Regions from separate parts of the Homo sapiens genome. Here region 2 is linked to region 1. Evidence: chromatin contacts called from ENCODE Hi-C data. All regions are on one chromosome and are shown on one strand. Each heading gives the region's core, a stretch centred on a gene start or an enhancer-like site at or near the end of the contact. The rest is flanking DNA. Distances are from core to core; before and after follow the strand shown. Region 1 holds the start of HSPA13 (heat shock protein family A (Hsp70) member 13). Region 2 overlaps NRIP1 (nuclear receptor interacting protein 1).

What was found. Hi-C counts contacts between places; a loop is a spot of excess contacts on that map. Pooled maps may share reads with other maps.
Region 2: a loop to region 1 is called in a map of naive thymus-derived CD4-positive, alpha-beta T cell, with 3 times the contacts of the local background. The contact joins the enhancer-like site here to the promoter of HSPA13 in region 1. A Hi-C loop is called at or near these places in 2 of 168 maps with a recorded cell type or tissue (chondrocyte and naive thymus-derived CD4-positive, alpha-beta T cell), 1 of 37 single-sample maps with no recorded cell type and 10 of 50 pooled maps.

Annotation. Positions count from the first base shown.
Region 1 is chr21:14,381,869-14,384,584 of GRCh38, reverse strand. HSPA13 (heat shock protein family A (Hsp70) member 13) reads left to right here and starts at 1,439. Exons shown (of 5, transcript NM_006948.5): 1 at 1,439-1,490. The coding sequence starts at 1,466. It overlaps LOC105369304 (a long non-coding RNA gene), which reads right to left and starts at 1,819. Exons shown (of 2, transcript XR_007067924.1): 1 at 1-1,819. RefSeq lists enhancers at 903-1,032, 1,423-1,732.
Region 2 is chr21:15,004,075-15,006,774 of GRCh38, reverse strand. The region is part of intron 3 of NRIP1 (nuclear receptor interacting protein 1); the gene reads left to right. Among named protein-coding and RNA genes, the nearest start is that of NRIP1, 60 kb to the left of the region's middle. RefSeq lists an enhancer at 821-1,756. Within about 2 kb of position 1,279, at least 8 of the 41 ENCODE cell types and tissues checked have a DNase peak (open chromatin) inside an H3K27ac peak, as active enhancers do.

The DNA.
Region 1 (2,716 bases), core at 190-2,689:
CAGAATTCTACCTCATGCTTTATGATCCACCACTTTCTAATCTATGGAATAGATGATCTCTTGCTTCTGTGCTCTTGGTAATTGAGTTCCGTCTGCCTGGAACACCTCCAGCCCACTGCCCATTACAAGTAATACTTAAGAACTAAGTGCTTGAATTCTTCACTCCTTATAAGAATCTTATTGAACAGCACTCACTATAGACACACACTTTTTATATTTCGCATTATGAAATACTTAAAAATGCGCAAAAGTAGAGAGAACATTACAATGGATCCCTATCAACCAGAATTCAGCTTCCATAATCAAAATTCACATTGATAAGTCAGAAATAACCAGCAATGTATTCCCACAGCAGGCTGACGTGTTGTCAACAGGGATGGTTTGATTTATATCTAAGCTGAGAAAATGGATTCAATTCTCCAGGATCTTAGTTATCGTGAACTCTAACAGCAAAAATGACAAAACCACTCTCAGAGGAGTCATTAAGTGCTACCAGTGACCAAGATGCGAGAAAAATCCTACTTCAGACTAGAACCTGAACAGCATGTCACAAGCGTCCTAAAATGGCTGTCACGTTACAGGACTTGCCCATAAGGTCAATTTTGGCCACTTAAGACTTACTTGAAGAGAGAGCTAAGGGTTTTCTTTTTAATTTCGTTTTTGTTTTTGTTTTTAATGGCCCACGTCAGTGCTAGCAATAGAGAAAATGTGTCCCTGATCCCTTGGATAAATCGAATTGACTGAAGAATGCTTGAATTCATTTATCCCAAAACAAAGGCAGACGGCTGAGGGTCACTGGAGTTTCAGGGCTGCTCCCAGCGTTGGAGCACGGACGCCAGAGCCGACTTCCCTCAGGCCCCGCACTGCGGCAGGGACCCTTCTACGGAGGATGGCTGGGGCTCCGGGAGGCTATAGGAACGCCATCTAGAAGCTAGATCTCAGGCAAACGAACGCGCTTTAAAAGGAATTAAAACGAAAGAACACAAACTCGAATCCTGGACCTGATTAGGGGCACGACCAAAGAAAGAAATAACTAACGGTTCTCACCCTCCCTTTCATTCCCTCCCGCGGAAAGAGAAAGGCTGGAACTCCGCTTCCCAGAATGCAAAGCGCGGGGCGGGGCTAAAGAGATAGCCTGTTTTCCCTCAAGTAGGATCGCGGGACCACAGGTTTGATTATAAACGCCAGTCTCTCGCCACGGCGCTCCTCCCCCTCAGTCTCACTGGTCCTGCCGGCCGTTGCGTGGAAGGGGGACTCAGTCGTCACTGGCAGCGGTTGAATGGAGGCTCTTTGCCCCGCGCCCTCACGGTAGATGAAGTCCTTGCTTTGGTCAGAGCGATAGCTTCTCCGATTGCCTCAGAGCAAGCGGACTACATTTCCCAGGGGGCTGCGGGACTGCCGGGAGGAGTGGGGGCGGTGCCTCACGTCTGGTACAGTCATCACAAGCCTGTTCGGCGGGACTGTGATGGCCAGAGAGATGACGATCTTAGGTGGGTTCCCGGGGGTCCTTGTTGCTCTTGCGGGCGTAGAGGCGATCTGAGGATGCCAGAGTGGGCAGGGGTGGTTGACTCACCTCCTGGATCTAGCTGGAGCAGCGGAAGGGGAGTCAGAAAGGTGACTTAGAGACGGTTTTCGGCTGTTCGGAGTGGATGGGGGCGGGGACGCCTCTAGGAGGGCCCCGGCCCCTGCAGGCCAAGGTAGGATAGACGGCGACCAGCTGTGTCCATCCCAGGGACATCAGGCTTAGGGAGGCGTTCCTTTCAACAGCACCTAGGTTTTTGAATTGCCTGTTGAATTGGGGCAAGCTATGGAAGGCTGCGAGAACGTGCACCTCCAGGACCCCTTTGTGGAGGAAGGGGGAGGAGCTACATCCGGATCTGTCGGCTCAGGGATGCTGAATTTGGAGGCTTTTTCCATCACATCGGGTTTGGAATTACCTATCCCCCACCCACACACACACCCACCCCGCGTCTCCAAGGTGATGAAATGCTTCTGAAATGTTGCCTGTAGCTGGAAGTGGAAAGTGGGATTCGCACTTGGTTTTATTTCTTTGAGTTATGTGTTGATGAGGATGAGCTAACAATTAGTAACACAGAGCCCTGAAAATTCATGTTTTGGGTCATATGTAATATGAGCGGACACAGGTGTATAACACAGCCTCCTGATACCAAATACGAGATTCATTAAAAACTAAAGGGGCATCTTTCTTCGCTTATGTTTACAATCTGCGTGGCATTTGTTCCTACTCTTTTTTCTTTTTTTTTTAAATTAGTATTTGTTGGGCATCTGCTATTCCTGGTCTGGGGGATACAACAGTGAACGAAACTTGTCTTCAAGAAGCTTTCATAGATGTTGCCGTCAGGGTTGCCCACCTTTATGCTTCTTCTCCCCTAAATATTACCACTGCAAGAAGGAAGTCCCTAGTTCATACTTAAATACATAAAAAGTTAACTGTGTTCTGTTTTGAAGTGACAGTTTCATATCTAAGGAACTTTCAAAATCATTTTATCCCATTTATTCATTTCATCCTTTTGAAAGGGAAAAGGAGGTGAGATACGAGGAGAGAATTTTAGACTTATAAAATAATAAAGTTTTTCTTGTGAGAATTTTAATAATGGAGCTTTTAAAAAAAGATAATCGAAGCTTTTTATAAAGCTGTAAAATCTAAATATCAATTGATCAAGAATATTAGATTATATCTGGCTTTTGCTCCAGA
Region 2 (2,700 bases), core at 30-2,529, 620 kb before region 1:
CTCACTAGGTGTTATTACTCTGTCCTTTTCCTGTCCTGTTCAGGAAAACATACCTGAATCCAAGTGAGTGAAAGTGTGGTTATCACCCAAGTTATCTTGAATTTATTTAGTCTGTTTTTTTAAAAGGGAATAATTTGCAACCTCTTAGACCTTATTAAATTCTGTACTTAACACTAAATACTTACACTAAATACTCTTTAGAACTAATCATGACATACCTTATATCTGATGATGACAAACCAGCATGTTATAGATGGAGACACACTGATTTTAGCATATATTGTGATTTAAGCATTACAGCTGTTTGTTCCACCAGACTATTTATTTCTTGAAAGCCAGGACTATTTTATTCACCTTTTTCCTTTTGTTGTTCTAGAGTAATGATTTAAACATTTGCCTACTTTAGCTACTAAATTAAATTTTGAGAGCATTGCCAGGGAAGAATCAAACACCCTCTACTGGCATTAATACTTTCTCTTTTGGCCCATGCACTGGTAATGCTAAAACATCAAATGTCATGCTGATGTTTTTATAACAAGACCGAGATTGCTTTACCTTGTTTTACTTGTGTTACTCACTATTCTAATGATTTTTTTTTTCCGTCTTAAGAATGTATTCATCATGTTGGGAATAAGAAATTTAGTAAACATGCTATAATGTAATTTTCCTTACCTGTAATTTTAGTAAGCTATATGCAGTATGCGTGAAGTTTGTGACTTAACCAACTAAAACCATGTATTTTTTTTTAAAAATGAAAATTCTAGAGATAAATATTGATGGAAATATTTTTTAGTCTTAACCTGTGACTGTGCTACAAATCTGAAAGATACAAATAGAGCTTTAAGTTTTACATTCACTACACTGAAATATAGTCAAGAAAGAATTCGACCTGAATTCTTTAATAAGCACAATGGAAGGGTTGTTTACTTTTGAGAACTAATAACTGCCCCATTCTTTGTGATTGTCTGCTTACATAATTTGTTATAAAAGAATGCTTCTAGGTAAACCCTCTCTCCAGAATGCTGGTGGTTTGTTCTATTCTGCTTGGGAAGGGTTAAGAGGAGACAACATCCTGTCAAAGACCTTGTTTTTAATTTTGCTTCTCACACTGGCACAGATCCTGCTAAGAGCAGCCCAGATTAGTTCGGAAAACCTTTGAAGAGATTTAAGATGTCCTTCAGCCAGTTTGAAGGTTTTTGTCTTGCAAATCCAGTACAAGGGCGCCTGCAGGCATCTCGACCCTTGCTGTGCTGCTGATGCAGCTCAAGGTCACACTAACCCGCCCTGTGACATTCAACAACAACAAAAAAATTATGCGGTGAAACTGCCTCAGCGTTCAACCAACCAACAACTTCCTTTAGTGAGGAACTGAGGAAGAAGACTTTTTTACCCCCCTTTTTCTTCTTTGGGGGGCTCTGTGAATTTTTGCTGTAGGAAATAATCCCGGATTTCTGGTGTGTGTGATGACAAGGTCATCTCTTAATTAGAACACATGTAAAGAACAAAGCTAAATGGCTTCAAAACAGCTTTGTAGTTGATGGAGAGGATTTAAATTATTTAAAGAGATAGTCACCCATGTATGATGGAAGCTGAATTCTAAAGGCATTAACTCCTTCATTCCTATCTATTTGTCATTGCTTTGAATTCCTTATGTCTGACTTTAGAGGGTTGCATTCTAAACTTAAGAGAATTTATAAATGCCCAGTTTTTAAATGATGAAATATAATTTATAAATCAAATTCTCAGATAAACTTTTCATGGAGAAGTTTTCTCCCCATGACATCTATCTCCTAGAAACATTATCACATGGCTGGACTTAGGAACTAGGAGTTACACACTTTTCCCTCTGGCAACTGTGATTTATTTATAATGTGTTGGAGGTGGGTGAGTAAAGTGCTTCTTTATTGCCTCACCTTCTCTCTTCCTCACTTTTATCCATTTGTGATTTAGAAGTCTAGTTAAGCAATTTTCTCCTGCCTCTTTAGAAATAACAGCACGTATCATTCAGGTTTCTCAACTTTCAAAGAACTGATGTAGGAAGACCATCTTTTTTCTATGGAAAAAAAATTAATCTTAGTTAAAAATGGACTTTAAGAAAGTTGTTTCTGAACATGCATGACATTTTAAGGCACAATGAAACCATGTCCATGAACACTCGGTAGCCATATTGGATCTGCTCCCCTTGGTGGGGCTTGTTTCCCCATGTTCCTCCTTCACTGCCTGCGAATGTTAACTACCAAATAAATTAGTTGGACAAAGTCCAAGTGCATTGGCTTTCTGTGCTTGAGACTTAATGTATATCACCTCTGCAGGATTGGAGCAGAACAATCTAAGAGAGTAATTTTGTGGTTGATATTTTCTTTATGTGTATTATGTATAGAAGCACACATGGCAGTTATTTTTTTATCCACAAAATGACATTGTGTAGAGAAAGTTACCTTCAACATTATGATATTAGCAAAGCAGTTTTCTCAGAATTTATACCCAGTTGCTTTTTGACTGAAGTAGAATCAGGACAAGTACAATATTTTAAGTGTGATGATTTAAACTGATATTTTGGATTTTGTGGGCGACACTTAAGAAATTTGTTTGAGGGGATAACATGTTGGACTGTGTGAAAACAAGTTAGAATGAACTAGACTTATTATTCTGAAGGATTTTTCTCCTATTGAGAAACAATTTTGGGGGTCCATGAAATGA